2 separate regions of the Homo sapiens genome follow, and region 2 is linked to region 1. Evidence: read pairs that join two places in POLR2A ChIA-PET (ENCODE). Cell type or tissue: Panc1. All regions are shown on one strand. Each heading gives the region's core, and the rest is flanking DNA. Links, peaks and the distances in the headings are about the cores only.

What was found. ChIA-PET counts read pairs that join two places held together with the same protein. Peaks named below come from ENCODE experiments on the same cell type or tissue, not always from the same donor. Only the 100,000 strongest peaks of a DNase experiment are listed, where the experiment ranks them.
Region 2: POLR2A ChIA-PET joins it to region 1 with 8 read pairs; 4 of 35 experiments call an interaction of 5 or more read pairs at or near these places.

The regions. Positions count from the first base shown.
Region 1 is chr12:116,563,533-116,571,752 of GRCh38, reverse strand. The region is part of intron 1 of MAP1LC3B2 (microtubule associated protein 1 light chain 3 beta 2); the gene reads right to left. Among named protein-coding and RNA genes, the nearest start is that of MAP1LC3B2, 8.3 kb to the right of the region's middle. In Panc1, for the core only: no CTCF peak of the experiment used is centred there; no DNase peak of the experiment used is centred there.
Region 2 is chr12:116,057,387-116,065,606 of GRCh38, reverse strand. The region is part of intron 4 of MED13L (mediator complex subunit 13L); the gene reads left to right. Among named protein-coding and RNA genes, the nearest start is that of MIR620, 87 kb to the left of the region's middle. In Panc1, for the core only: no CTCF peak of the experiment used is centred there; no DNase peak of the experiment used is centred there; H3K27ac peaks cover 1,548 bases.

The DNA of each region.
Region 1 (8,220 bases), core at 2,161-7,160:
TCCCAGCACTTTGGGCGGCCGAGACAGGCGGATCACGAGGTTAGGAGATCGAGACCATCCTGGCTAACACGGTGAAATCCCGTCTCTACTAAAAATACAAAAAAATTAGCTGGGTGTGGTGGTGGGCACCTGTAGTCCCAGCTACTCGGGAGGCTGAGGCAGGAGAATGGCATGAACCCGGGAGGCGGAGCTTGCAGTGAGCAGAAATCGCCCCACTGCACCCCAGCCTGGGCGACAGAATGAGACTCCGTCTCAAAAAAAAAAAAAAAAAAAAAAAAAAAAAAAAAAAAAAAAGAACAGCAGTCCCTTACTCCCATCTATTCTCACGAGAAGGAAAAATTCATTTCATGGTAGGATCAGTGGACCTAGGTCACATTTTGAGACTGCCCCAAGGTTCTTGCACAACAGTAGTCAGAGAAACCTGGCAAATGCTGGGTTTCCTTACTGCAGGACTTCTCAGAGCCTTTAAAATGCTAGTGTTTTACTGTGCACTTCCAAGAGGAAGACGTGAGTGGGTTTCCCACCTTTCCTCAACCACAGAAGCCATTATGGGCAGAGCTTTTCCAAGATTGTTATTCCATAGTGTACTCTTCAGAAAAAGCTGGACTACATGGTCTTAAATATGTCCTTAGATAAAATCAGACCCTTACAGAATTGCAGCTTTAAGCCGTTTGTTTTGGCCACTTGTAGATTTTCTTGTATTGAACCTCCCTTAACCTGAATTGAGGCACATTACAGAGAAATCATGGTATAAATATGCTATCATTTTTATCACAAGGAAGTTGCAATAAAATTGCAACCGATAGAAGAACATTTCTTATATACCTTGTTACTCACACAAACTGTGTTTTCCCAAGTGATCAGTTGCCTTACACAGGTGCTTCTCGACTTATTAATACATCCTGGTAAACCTATCATACGTTGAAAATGCATTTAATTCACCTAACCTACCAAACATCATAGCTTAGCCTAGAGTATTACTTTGTTTTCATGTGGCTGATAAAGACTTACCCAAGACTGGGTAATTTATAAAGAAAAGAGGTTCCACGTGGCTGGGGAGGCCTCACAATCATGGTGGAAGGCAAAAGGCACATCTTACATGGCAGCAGGCAAGAGAGAATGAGAGCCAAGTGAAAGGGGGAACCCCTTATAAAACCATCAGATCTCGTGAGACTTACTCACTACCACCAGAACAGTATGGGGGAAACTGCCCCCATGATTCAATTACCTCCCATTGAGTTCCCCCACAACACATGGGAATGATGGGAGCTACAATTCAAGACAAGATTTGGGTGGAGACACAGCCCAACCATATCACCTAGCCTACTTTAAACAAGCTCAGAACACTTATATTAACCTACAGTTGGGCAAAATCATCTAACACAAAGCCTATTTTATAATAAAGTGTTGAATATCTCATGTTTATTGAATGCTGTACTAACAGCAAAAAGCAGAATGGCTGTATGGGTACTTGAAGTACAGTTTCTACTGAATGCATGTTACTTTTGCACCATCATAAAGTTGAAAAATTATAAGTTGAGCCATTGTAAATTGAGGATCATCTGTATGCAACCCTGTGAACTTTAGTAATGAGGGTATTTCCCTCTTTGCCCCTTCTTCTGAGCCACTGACAATAATGATATACAACTTTGTGGGTATGCATTTTGGGTAGTGATTTTATTTTATTTTATTTTATTTTTGAGATGGAGTCTCACTCTGTGGCCAGGCTGGAGTGCAGTGGCGCGATCTCGGCTCCCTGCAACCTCTGACTCCTGGGTTCAACCAATTCTCCTGTCTCAGCCTCCCAAGTAGCTGGGACTACAGGTGCGTGCCACCATGCCCAGCTAATTTTTGTATTTTTAGTAGAGACAGGTTTTCACCATGTTGGCCAGGATGGTCTCGATCTCTTGACCTTGTGATCTGCCCACCTAGGCCTGCCAGAGTGCTGGGATTACAGGAGCGAGCCACCATGCCTGGCCTGTTATCTTTTATTTTAACATTTTTCCTAGCTTTATTTTTACTTTATCCCCATTTCTTTGATTTGCATTTTTATTTTGTTGTATTGAGGTATGTATATAAGCGCCATTCTACTTCTTTGTTGAAATGTAGTGGGACATCATGATAAAATAAACACATACCTACGTGCATATTCCAACTAGCATATATTAAATACATAGTTACATACAAGGTAGCTGCTAGGGTCTTAAGGAAATAGAGATGAACAAGTTATGGTCCTTGTCCTTGAAGGATTTACAGTTTTGCCAATGAAACAGATGTTAAGTACATTGCCACAATCCACAGGCCCAAATAACAACTACTACGTTGTGGGTTAAGTAGTAAGAGAGGTATGTTTAAAGTGCTCTGGATAAGCCAGAGAGAATGCATAGAAAGACCACATAGAGACAGGAGGAGATGCCTGAGGACCCCCAGCTATTTTAGCTCCCCACTGTTTAGGTCTCTTCAGCATCAATCTCTGGACAGCTTCTGGACAGGTGAGTGAGCAATTGTCTTAGTCTGTGTTCTGCTACTATAACAGAATATCATAGACTGGGTAATTTCTAGAGAAAAGAAATTTATAAAGAAAAGAAATTGGCCGGGCGCGGTAGTTCACACCTGTAATCCCAGTACTTTGGGAGGCCGAGGTGGGCGGATCATGAGGTCAGGAGATCGAGACCATCCTGGCTAACACCGTGAAACCCCATCTCTACTAAAAAAAATACAAAAAGTTAGCCAGGCGTGGTGGTGGGTGCCTGTAATCCCAGGTACGCAGGAGGCTGAGGCAGGAGAATGGCGTGAACCCAGGAGGCGAAGCTTGCAGTGAGTGGAGATGCGCCACTGCACTCCAGCCTGGGAGACAGAGATTCTGTCTCAAAAAAAAAAAAAAGAAAGAAAAGAAATTTATTTCTTACAGTTCTAGAGGCTGGGAAGTCCAATATCAGGGTGCCAGTGTCTGGCAAGGGCCTTCCTGCTGCATCATAACATGGTGGAGGGCATCACATGATGAAAGGGCAAGAATATGTGTGTCAGCTCAGGCCTCTCCTCCTCTGCTCATAAAGCCACCAGTCCCATCATGGGGGCTGCACCCTGATGACTTTATCTAATCCTAATTACCTCCTAAAGGCCCCACATCCAAATACCATCAACATATGAACTTGGAGATCTAAGTTTCCAGTACATGAAATTTGGGGGACACATTCAAACCATGCAGTAATCCTTCAGGTGATTCCAGCCCCAGCCTGAAGTGGAGCCAGAGGGCATCCCCCAAGCTCTGCACAAATTACAGACTTGTGAATAAAGTACATGTTGTTTTAAGCTAAAAACTGAAAAGATTTTAAAAAGTGCTATGAGGACCCAGTGAAGGAGCAAATAAGTCTGCAGGGCAGAGAGACAGGAAGAAGAGTGGGAAAAGCTCCAGAGATTGTTAGGCTGTGGCCACATGTGAGGTTCAGGGCATTCGCTCACTTGAAAAGATATGCCAAATTGTGTGTACGTGTCTGTGCATTCTTTTTTTTGAGAAAAGGGCCTGTTACTCTCAGCAGATTCTCAGAGATGTTCATAATCCACAAAGGGTCGCATCTATTGCCTTGAAAGGATCAGAGACAATTGCCAGGACGACAAAGAATGGAAAAAGAGCTGCAAAGCTATCAAGGCATTGGAGTCTGGTTTGGCAAAAACATAGGTTAGGCCTGACTGGAGATTCACATTTACTCACTTAATCATTCTTTCGTTCAACAAATAATTTACTGAACACCTAGTGCAGATCAGGCATTGTGCTGGGCATCTGAAACACAATGGGGAACATGATCGTTTGTCCTTTTCAAGAACTCGCAGGCTCCAGACACTTCCCCAGAAGGTTTTCCTAATCCCCAAATCCCTTCCCACTGTTCTATAAAATGAGTCTGTCATTCCTCCTCTAAGTGTTTTGGGTTCCATTTTCTTCTCTCCTGGCAACCGAAACCCTTAGAGGGTTTACATATATATATATATTTTTTTATTTTTATTTTTTAGACAGAGTCTCACTCTGTCACCCAGGCTGGAGTGCAGTGACACAATCTCGGCTCACTGCAAACTCCACCTCTGGGGTTCAAGCAATTCTCCTGCCTCAACCTCCTGAGTAGCTGGGATTACAGGCATGTGCCACCACACCTGGCTGATTTTTGTATTTTTAGTAGAGACCTGGAGTCAACATGTTGGCCAGGCTGGTCTCAAACTCCTGACCTCAAGTGATCCACCCACGTCGGCCTCCCAAAGTACTGGGACTACAGGCGTGAGCCACCGTGCCTGGCCAAAAAAAAAAAAAAAAAGATTTGCAAAGCAGTCAACAAGATACAAGTGACTAAAACTCTCCCAGGAATTAATTTTATAAGCTCATTTTGGTCTTTTCTCAATCAGCATGAAATTACCATGATTTCTTTCTTGAGAAAGAAATAAATCCCCTCAAGGAATAAAAAGACTTCTTTCTAAGTTGAGAACCTGAGGGTGGACATAGCTAACATGTAAAGCTGGAGAAAGGAGTTAGCCATGGGATAGGAGGTGCTTTTACTTGCCTATAATTTCAATTTGAATCTTGGTGGTGTGCAAACAGCATCTCTCAGCACTCTAAATCTCCAAAAACCCAGGCACCTTTGAAGACATGAATTAGCCAAAGAGCTAACTTGCTTTCCTTACCTCCTTTGTCCTTTCCCCTCCCTCTCCCTTCTCTTCCTTTCCGTTTCTCTTGCTTTCAAAATTATTCTCAAGACATACAGAAAAGTTTTATCCTGCAGTTTTGAACTCAATTCTTTTTTTTTTTTTTTTTTTTTTTTTTTTTTTTTTTTTTTTTGAGACAGAGTCTCACTCTGTGGCCCAGACTGGAATGCAGTGGCACGATCTTGGCTCTCTGCAACCTCTACCTCCTGGATTCAAGCAATTTTCCTGCCTCCGCCTCCTGAGTAGCTGGGACTACAGGTGCCCACCACCACGCCCAGCACATTTTTGTATTTTAGTAGAGACAGGGTTTCACCATGTTGGCCAGGCTGGTCTCGAACTCCTGACCTCAGGTGATCTGCCTGACTCGGTCTCCTAAAGTGCTTGGATTACAGACATGAGTGACCACACCTGGCCTCAATTCTTGTTTTTTTTTTTTTTTTTTTTTTTAATCACTGACTCACAGTTCCACGTACTGTATCTCAGATTTTTCATCTCTGAAATGGGTATGATCATACAAGAAAACAACATTTGTGGATATTTTAAGGATTTGGGGTGTTTTGTTTTGTAGAGGTTACACACACACACACATATCTGATTAGCCTCTAGGCAGAGTGGGGACACAGAAACTTCCTCACAACAATCTAAGCAGAGAACATCTTCTTCCTTTACCTGCTGGTGCATTTGTCAATATATTTGGTTGAATTAATCTGCTTAATAATCTAGCCTGCAGCTACCTCAGACTCACTCTTGAAACACAAAACACAACCTTCTCTTTCAGGCAAGGTGCTTCCAACTCCTGGTAGTTATGAGTAGTGGGAAAAGAAGAAATGCATTTTGCTGCATGTTTTGTTCCCAGGACACAGGTTCAAGCTTGCCCTTCACCCCCAAGCAAGTTTTATTCTCTGGAAATCTTCCTTGAACATTGGCAGGCTCAGAGAATCTCTGTTCTCGATGAGCTATAAACTGGCATTTCTGGCCTGATGAGAAGTTTGTTATTGTCTAGATGTTGCTCATAAAATGGATTTGTTGTGGAGAAAGTCTGTCTGTGTTGGAGGGGAAGGCAGAGATGTCAGGGGAAAGAACGAATTCATGCAGCCTTGTGGTGAAATAGCAAAAAGAAACCTCACGGCTCTGAGTTCAAAAGCCAACCCTACTTAAAGATTTTGTGCTTTCGTAAATATTGCTTTCATAAATATTTTGTAATGTGTCTCTGTTGTTTTTGCCTGCCAAGGGGCCAATCTCCTTGCTTCTGGAAGGAGCAACCCAGTTTTGCTTTGGAATCTGTCCTCCCACTATCGTATATCATCTTGGTAGAATCATTAACCAAAGTGTCTTGTCCTCCTCTGGCCAAGAGGTAAGCCCATGACTGTGACTAGACCATATATCTCCTCCCAGAAATTTGAGTCTTGAAGGACCCCATGGGCATGGAGCTAATTTGTCCAGTCATCTATGTCCTGAAGAGACTGTTTCTTAGTTCTCCCGTGATATGGTTTGGCTCTGTGTCCCCACCCAAATCCCATCTTGAATTGTACTCCCATAATTCCCACATGTTGTGGGAGGGACCCAGAGGGAGATAACTGAATCATGGGGGCGGCTCCCCCATACTGTTCTCGTGGTAGTGAATAAGATGTGTGAATGAGATCTGATGGTTTGATAAGGGGAAATCCGTTTCGCTTCGTTTCTCATTCTCTCTTTTCCTGCCTCCATCCATGTAAGACATGACTTGCTCCTCTTTGCCTTCCACCATGATTGTGAGGCCTCCACATCCATGTGGAACTGTAAGTCCATTAAACCTCTTTCTTTTGTAAATTGCCCAGTCTCGAGTATGTCTTTATCAGCAGTGTGAAAACAGACTAAGACACCCTGGATCTCCAGAGTTTCTGTGGTCTCTGTCCCTTTTGAGGACTATTCTTTGGCTATTACTTCTTTTTGGTGAATTCCCCTAGGCCCTTCCAATATGTTCCTTTTTTAAATTTTTCTTTCTTAAGTTATCAGGGTGAACTTCTTCTGATTCTGGCCATGATGAAGGAATTGGTACCAAAGTTGTTTTCCAGCTGTACACAACTGGAAAGCCAGACCAAAGATATAAAACAATTGTTTTTCAGAGATTGGGCCACAGGTAGTGTAGAACTATGAGGCCTGAAAGAAGGGATGCAAATCAAGTGAGCCCAGTGATCACCCTGGCTTTCTGCCTGGAAGAGCTTTTTAGACTGCAGCACAGGGAGGAGGATCCCATGCAGAGCACAGTGGCCTCTCTGAGTTGAAGAGAGAGATTATAATATATGGAGGTTGAAAAGGCTGAAATTTGTGACGCAAAGTCCCAGGCAAGATGGTGTTATATGGACACATAGTGCCAGAAATCTGCACAGGGGACCACTTGAGTCACTGGCTAAATACTAAGTTGCTCAGATATTGGGTAAAATGATACAAGACTGTCAAGGAACTGCTATTGGAGAGGTATAAGCTGAATAATTCCAAGAGCTCTCATGGGACTGGGGGACATTCAAATCTTAGCAAGCCAGAATGGGAATAATTTGTTGAACATCCAAGGCATTCATTAGAGACCACTGTGAGGCTACACCTTTCTTGTAGGCCTAAGCCAGCTTTAGATAAGAAGCTTCTCTAGAGCCACTGCAATAAAGCTTAAAAAAAAGCCTTAAAAAAAAAAAATCAAGCTGGTCAATGAGTAACTCAATTGCCTCCCAAAACAAACATCAAAGGAAAATAACAAAACCCAGGCACTCAGCTGCACAGCATCTACATTGTCTAGCATCCAATGAAAACTTACTAGACATCTAGAGAAGCAGGAAAATGTGACCCATTATCATGAAAAATACCAGTCAATATAAACAGACCCCAAATGACAAAGATGATGTAATTAACTGACAAAGATTTTAAAAGTTATTATAAATATGTTCATAGATCTAAAGAATATAAACATAGTGAAAAGTGGAAGCTATAAAAAAAGAACCAAATGTATCTTCTGGAGATAAAAAATACAATATCTAAAATAAAAATTTGCTGGGTGTGGTGGCATGCACCTTTAGTCCCAGCTACTTTGGAGGCTGAGGTGGGAGAATTGCTTGAACCCAGGAGTTTGGGGCCAGCCTGGGCAACACAGCAAGATCCCATTTGTTAAAAAATAAAATAATAATTTACTAGATGAGTTTAACAGCATATTAAAGACTGCAGAAGAAAAAAAAATCAGTAAATCCAATGACATAATAATAGAAGTTATTCACATTAAAGAACCAGGAGAAACAAGGGCCAAAAAAATAAATAATCAGAGTGTCAGGGGCCTATGCAACAATAACAGAAGATCTATCCTACGAATAATTGCAGTTCCAGGAGGAGAGGATGAAAATAAAACCCTGAAATAATAATGGCTAAAAATGTTCCAAAGTTGATAAAAACTATAAAGTTACAGATCCAAGAAGCTCAGCAAAGCCCAGGCAAGATAAACACAAAGAAAAGAACATCAAGGCACATCTTAATCAAATTGTTTAAAACCAGCAATAAAGACCAAAATCT
Region 2 (8,220 bases), core at 2,116-7,115, 510 kb after region 1:
CTTCAGAATCTTATAAACTGTTTATAAGTAAAGCTTGGATCTGGTCAGAAGGAATATTAAATGGTCTACATGTAATCTTGCCTTGGAGGGAAATTTATTAATGTGGTATCTCATATTTTACATAATTTCTTCAAATTATCTTCAGATCATATTGTAAAAAATCAATATGACACTATGATGGTGAAAGTGAAGTGGTAAAATACTTTTCTTTATTTTTGCCATCTATTTATTATACTCAGCATATATATGCATATGTGTGTGTATTATTTTTGCTATCCTCCCGGTCCTTATTTAAGAGCATACCATACATGTAAACATTATTTTCAAACACATATACACACACGTACACACTGCATAATGACACTTCAGCCTACTATGGACTCCATATATGACATAGTCCCAAAAGATTATAGTGGAGCATATGTAGAAACCTGATGTATGGCACTTGATATTGGCATTGCAGATCAAGTAAGAGGTATAATTAATATTTAATAATGTTGCTGGGACATTTGATTTTCCCTATAAAATTTTATATAAATAAAAAATATATACCATTTAGGTTTGTCTGGGTACAATCTGTGTTGTTTGTACAGCAATGAAATCACTTAGTGATGCTTTTCTTAGAAGGTACTTCCATTGTTGCTTGACTGTATATACATATAGACACATATATTTATTTTAAAGCGGACTATATGCCACACATTGTGCTAGATGCTGGGGATGTAACAGTGGACAAAATGGATGGGGCCCTTGTCCTCATACCATTTATAGTTGAGTCATGCTCTACAATGTGGAGATTGGGTACATAATGGTGTGACGAGTCTCAGTGCCGTACCAGTGTCAGATGGAAGAGCTGTAAGGAGAAGAAGCTGCCCTTTTGGCAGTATAGTACCGTAGAAGGTTTAGTTGCTTTGTTGTGTGTTTAAGCAGTCTTCCTTGTTTGCCTTCACCAAAGTAGCTCACTGTTAGACTTGCTGAGTATTAATGAGACCCTGGGAACTCCCTTCTCCAGCTGAGACATCAAGTAAGCTGTTGTTAAAGCTTCTTGCTTTCGGTCATACTTTCTTCCCCAGGCATCTGGGGCCCCAGATTCCAAATTTTTTAGGAACAGAGAAACTTAATCAAATTGACCTCTTTTCATAAGAAATAAGTACAGCTGGCCCTCCATATCGGTGGGTTCTGCCTCCAAGGATTCAACCAACCACAGATTGAAAATATTTTTAAAAAGTACGTCTGTACATACTCGGTTGGCTAAGTCTGAGTATGTACAGACTTTTTTCTTGTAATTATTCCCCCAATAATACAGTCTACTATTTACATAGCATCTACATTGTATTCAGTATTGTAAGTAATTTAGAGATGATTTGAAGTATGCAGGGGGATATGTGTAGGTCGTATGCAAATACTAGACTTTTTTTTTTTTTGAGACGGGGTCTTGTTCTGTCACCCAAGTGCAGTGGCACATTCGTGGCTCACTGCAGACTCAACCTCAAGGTTCAAGTGACCCTCCTACCTCAGCCTCCTGAGTAGCTGGGACTACAGGCATGTGCCACCACACCTGGCTAATTTTTTTATTTTTTATTTTTTGTAAAGGTGGGGTTTTGCCACATTGCCCAGGATGGTCTCCAACTCCTAGAGTCAAGCAATCCGGCCACCTCACCATCTCAAAGTGCTGGGATTATAGGCACAAACCATGCGCCCAGCCCAGACCATTTTATATAAGGCACTTAAGCATCTGTGGATTTTGGTATCTGTGTGGGGGCCCTGGAACCAATCCCCCGTAGGTACAGTGGGATGACTCTACCACTGTTTATATTTTTGTATTAGTAATATCACAACAGTACCATAATGATACTAAGTATTAGAAAAATTTTAAAGGTGTGTATTTTGATAAACAGTTTTTTTCCTTGGAGGTAGTGGTGGTTAAAAAAGGCTTTTGCCTGATGAGTCTTAAGGCTTATAATAACCATTTATCTAGGTCAGTGAGAGTCAGTTTTGGAGGTACATAAAACTAGATTATTAATACTCGAAGGAAACAGTGGCTTAGATATCCAAACAATGCTTTTTGATTTGGTTTGTTTGTTTGTTTGAGACAGGGTCTTGTTCTGTTGCCCAGGCTGAAGTGCAGTGGCACGATCACAGCTCACTGTAGCCTGGATCTCCTGGGTTCAAGGAATCCTCCCACCTCAGCCACCCAAGTGGCTGGGACTAGAGGCACAGGCTACTATGCCCAGCTAATTATTTTTATTTTTATTTTTAGTGGAAAGGAGGGCTCCCTGTGTTGCCCAGGCTGGTCTTGAACTCCTGAGTTTAAGGGATCCTCTGCACTGGCCCAAAACAATGCTTAATTTTTTTCCTCCCTCAAGCCAGTTATATATGTATTATCTACTATCAGTACAAAAAAGTGGTCTTCTGGGCTGCCCAGGGGCTAACACAGACCTTGCTCTTATGGATGAGACTGGGCGGGGAAAGAAGACAGAAATGCCCTAAATTGGATATCAAATAGCCAGCTGCTGTGCTAAGGGCCTGGGTGGGCATTGCAGAGTAAGATTGTTTTGGGCTGCGTTGAGCCTCCAAGAATGATCTACAACTTATTTTGAGAAATAAAGTAGACAAAAAGGAGGAAGAGCCAGTATTTTGGAAGAAAGCAGCAAAGACACAAAAGCATCTCCACTTGGGTACAGGACATCTTGTACTTTACAGATTTGATTGGCATAGAGAAAGCAGCTTTCAGCCAGGGTCTGAAGACCTCTGGGACTCCATGTTGTGTGCTGGTCTGTGAGGCCATCTCAGTGAAAAAAGCTTTCACTCCAACCTGGGCCACTTTGGTGTTTTCCCCCTCTGTTTTAAAAATATACTGAGGCCGGGTGAGTTGGTCGGATCACAGGGTCAAGAGATCGAGACCATCCTGGCCAATATGGGGAAACCCTGTCTCTACTAAAAATACAAAAATTAGCTTGGTGTGGTGGCGCATGCCTATAGTGCCAGCTACTCAGGAGGATGAGACAGGAGAATCACTTGAACCCGGGAGGTGGAGGTTGCAGTGAGCCAAGATCGCGCCACTGCACACCAGCCTGGCAACAGAGTGAGTCTCCATCTCAAAAAAAAAAAAAAAAAACACAGAGAGAGAGAGAGAGACACTATTCTATTCATTTCCTATGAAGGTAATATTGTTCAATAGAAAACCAATAGAGGGAGGTTGAGGTGGGCAGATTGCTTGAGCTCAGGTGTTCGAGACAAGCCTGGCCAACATGGTGAAACACTGTCTCTACCAAAAATACAAAATATTAGCTGGTCTTGGTGATTCATGCCTATGGTCCCAGCTACTCTGTAGGTTGAGGTGGAAGGATCACTTGAGCCTGGGAGGTGGAGGTTGCAGTGAGCTGAGATTGCTCCACTGCACTCCAGCCTGGGTGTCAGAGCAAAATCCCATCTCAAAAAAACAAAAAACTGCACTACAGGCATGCACCACCATACCCAGAAAAAAGAAAATCAATAGAAGAGAATTGATTCAAGGTATTAATGTTAGCATGTGACTGTAATAGTTCATAATTTGGATTTCGGATAGAATTTTCCTTCCTTTTTTTTTTTTTTTTTTCGATGTGGAGTCTTGCTCTGTCTCCCAGGCTGGAGTGCAGCGGTGTGATCTCGGCTCACTGCAAGCTCTGCCTCCCGGGTTCACGCCATTCTCCTGCCTCAGCCTCCTGAGTAGCTGGGACTACAGGTGCCCGCCACCATGCCTGGCTAATTTTTTGTATTTTTAAGTAGAGATGTGGTTTCACTGTGTTAGCCAGGATGGTCTCGATCTCCTGACCTCATGATCAGCCTGCCTCGGCCTCCCAAAGTGCTGAGATTACAGGCGTGAGCCACTACGCCTGGCCTTGAATTTTCCTTTCTGATATGTTTTGTAACATGCTTATTTGAACTGTAAAATTTAAAATCTATTCCCAAACTCACATTAGGTAATTTGGGATGCGCATTGATGAAGGGATGATTTCATTCTGATTTGTGGTGGAGACTGTACTTAATTTTAGTAACTATCATGTCCTGAAGGTTATCACTTATTTTATCTTATTTTATGTTTATATATCTATGAGGTAGGCATTATTATCTTACTTTGTAGCATTGAAAACTGAAATACCGAGAAGTTAATTGACTTAAGGCAGCTTATAATAGGTAAGATGTAAACTCAGTTCTGCCTAATTGTATAACCCTCTGACATTGCCTTTCCTAGTGTTGAGAAATTGAGAATTTATTGTATACCTTAAAAATAAAAGATACATATTATTTGTAACTACTCTATATTTAAAAATAAAAATGCATCTGGATTTAAATACAACAATTTTATAATATGGAATTAAAAAAAACAGTTAATGTTTAGCTGTGAAAATAAACGAGTCTCATGACTTAAAAAAGAAAGTTAAATCTTGTCCTCTACCCACCCAGTTGCTTTAAAATAACTTAGAATGTTCTCAGTTAAAGATGAGAAAAGTAATCTATAGTCTTACTAAGTTAGTTTCCTGAGACCTCATATAGAAGCATTTAACTTAATGATCAGCTTGTTTATTGGCATGAGTGGAGTCTCAGAGATGGGAGGAGAAGAAGGCAGGAGATAGAAAATAAAAGAAGACACATATGCCCACATGCCATCATCTTGAGCTTTCAGTTTCTCATTTTAAAGATGATGCCATGTATGTGTCATAACTTCCTTCTCATCTCATTGCTTTCACTTCCATTTATCTTTAGTGAATTAATTTAGCAAAAGTCAAAGCTCCGTAAAGCAAGTATCTCGTGTGTGTGTGTGCTTAAGATAATAGTTGAACCTAAAATTTCCTTCCACAATACAGTCTAACAATTGGCATACATACTGTTGCTCTTAACATCTGAGACCTTAAAATATTTCTCCAATTTTTAATACTGTTTTTAACCCAAAGTAGTACTTTCAGTTAATTGTAATGTGAAAAAAGTGTACAGAATCATTGTCTTTATATTGTCTTTTGCAAATTTTTAGTTTTTTTTTTTTTTTTCCCTTGGAGTCTTGCTCTGTCGCCCAGGCTGGAGAGTTCAGTGGCATGATCTCGGCTCACTACAACCTCCACCTCCTGGGTTCAAGCAATATTCCTGCCTCAGCCTCCCGAGTAGCTGGGACTACAGGCACCCGCCACAGTGCCCGGCTAATTTTTTGTATGTTAATAGAGACGGGGTTTTACCGTGTTGCCCAGGCTGGTCTCAAACTCCTGACCTCAAGTGATCTGCCTGCCTCAGCCTCCCAAAGTGATAGTATTACCGGCGTGAGTTACCACGCCCGGCCTGTTTTTGTGAATTTTTCAAAATTAACTTTTTTTTTTTAATTTGAGGCTTATTAGAAATGTGTCTAATTCGAATAGAGTGGCAACTACTTGAGACAGTTTTAATGATCCAGAGAATGCTCCAGGCCCACAGAATGATGAGAGTGTCCTGGGCAGTGTTTTGTGATCCCTCCAGGAGCAATCTTGCGCTTAGTTTGCATTCCTCTCACAGTGTACACAGTCCAGCAGTGAAACTGCATACTGCACCTCTAGTATTAGAGGGTTTTTTTGCCCTGCAGTGTAGAAAAGACAAAGATTTTCCAAGCGTTTTCTTTAAGGGGTTCTATATCACAGTGATTTGTTTTGTTTCTTGTATATTTCAGTTTGTATTATGTAAAAAGTAATAGTGTATACATCAGATTTAAATAATAATTTAAAGCCTTTTTCTCCGTGCCTCCTTTATGTTTTTTACTCTTAATCCATTTTTCTTTTCCATCATTCTTCAAATATTAATTAAATTTAATAATTTATCTAAAAGCATATGTATTTAAAAATATATTTAAAAGCATAAAATACTTTTACAGTGTAAAAGAATTATGTAGGGTGGGTGTGGTGGCTCACACCTGTAATCCCAACACTTCAGGAGGCTGAGGCAGGCGGATCACCTGAGGTCAGGAGTTCGAGACCAGCCTGGCCAGCCTGGTGAAACCCCGTCTCTATTAAAAACACAAAAATTAGCTGGGCATGGTGGCGGGCGTCTGTAATCCCAGCTACTTGGGAGACTGACTCAGGAGAATTGCTTGAACCCGGGAGGCGGAGGTTGCAGTGAGCCAAGATCACACCCACTGCACTCCTGCCAAGGTGGTAAGAGGGAAACTCCTCACCAAAAAAAAAAAAAAAAGTACGGTATAATTTTTTACTGGAGGGTTATTGACAGTGAAATCAAGCTTGTTTAAGCAGGCCAGGCATGGTGGCTCATGCCTGTAATCTCAAAACTTTGGGAGGCCTAGGCAGGAGGATGGCTTGAGCCCAGGAGTTCAAGACCAGCCTGAGCAACACAATGAGACCCCATCTCTACAAACAATTAGCTGGGTGGGTTGGCACATGCCTGTAGTCCCAACCACTTGGGAGGCTCAGGTGGGAGGATTGCTTGAGTCTGGGAAGTTGAGGCTGCAGTGAGCCATGATCGCGTGACTGCACGCCATCCTGGGTGACAGAGCGAGACCCTGTCTTAACAAAAAAAAGAAAAATGTGTTTAAGCAGACTTGATGTACAGATGTAAACTTTCATTCCATTAAATCTATTACATATCAATGTATAAATGGAAACCTTTTTTTATGTGTTTTTCTTAAGCACAGTATCTTATTGCTTTATTAGTAAAGTGTACATATACTTGTACCATATTTTGACCTCTAATTAACATATTCATATTTTACATATATAGTCGTGAGTCAGTCTGCAAAAAGGCATGAAACACTAATGTTTTAGAATACTACTTGAGTGGGGTTGGAGAATATGATAATGTAATGCTAAATATAGAAGTCCATAAACCACCGTCTACTCTACTATGCTGTTGTTGTTTTACAGTTGGCTAGACTATTTTTAATTCAGCTTTCCCCATTGACTGGTATTCTCTTTCTGGGAACACTTATTAAGATTAGCAACTTATCTCTGCAAGAAAGGTCTCTTATTGCATCTTTTGATGATCTTCAAAAACGTATTGTGGGAGGTCATATAAATGGTTAAGGTCATAGATTTGTTTATTTTCCATTATGGATAAAGATAGAGATTACAAAATGATAGGTTTTATTGCCAGTTTATGCTATAGTGTAAGCTATTTTTTACTTAGGATCTCAACATTTATTTTAATTTATGTATGTATACAGACTCATCAGTACAGTAATTACAAAGGCACCTTCAGAATATATGGGGAAAACAGTATTTTTGAGTTTTTGAAGTTGAATATTGCTTAGGTTGAAATAAACACATGGAAGCATATTGTTTGTGTCCTTCTTTACTACATAAAGTAGGAAATCACATGAGCTTAGAAGGATGTGTGCCTTAAAAGGAATGGCAAACCTTATCCTGATTTTCAGTCTGATGCATTTCATTTAGAACTTTTAAACAGTAAATCATGGTCACTTTTCACTGTAAGTTTGCTAGCAGATTCCTTTTCTTCCTCAGGAAGAAAGTATGTTTGATGTCTTTTGATTGTCTATAGTTGAATCCTTCCAGTAATTTAAAAGATTTAAAGAGTTTTCTGTTATACATCTTGCCAGAAATAAGTAAATGAATTTTTCGTGATTTAATCCTTGACTAAATGATAAAGCTGTCTCAGTACATAACACGTTGGATCCTAAAATTTTAAATGAAATAATGTATTTTGAACCACCTGAATTCTATTTATAAACTAACTAGATAGCTCAATGATTTAAAATAAGACTTTATTTTGTAAGCACCAGAAATAAAAAAAATAGTAATAATCCTAAGTCTCTTTACCAAATTTAGGCATTTTGAATACCAAGTTTTTGAATATCTGAGCACATTTTTTGACCTCTGAGAATCAACTTTAGTAAGTGAAGGAAACCATCAAATTTTGCCAGATGGAAGTAATGGTATGGAAATAGACTTTAGGGCTGTCTATCTCCATGTCTAAACTGTTTCAGAGACCATAATAATGACCATTAGTCTAAGTTTGGGGTAGATTAAGATTATCTAGTAGGCGATGAGTCACAGCATCTCATAAACAAAACATTACGTCTTTATTTATTAGACCATTGCCTAGAAAGTTCTCTCTGGAACCTGAGTGCTGATGACAGAATATTCTGCCATCAGTCAGTCAGAGGGTACCCAACTGTGGATATCATATGGATACTGAACCACCCATAATGCAGCTAATTAGTTCTACCCCTGAAGAAAATAACTAATACGC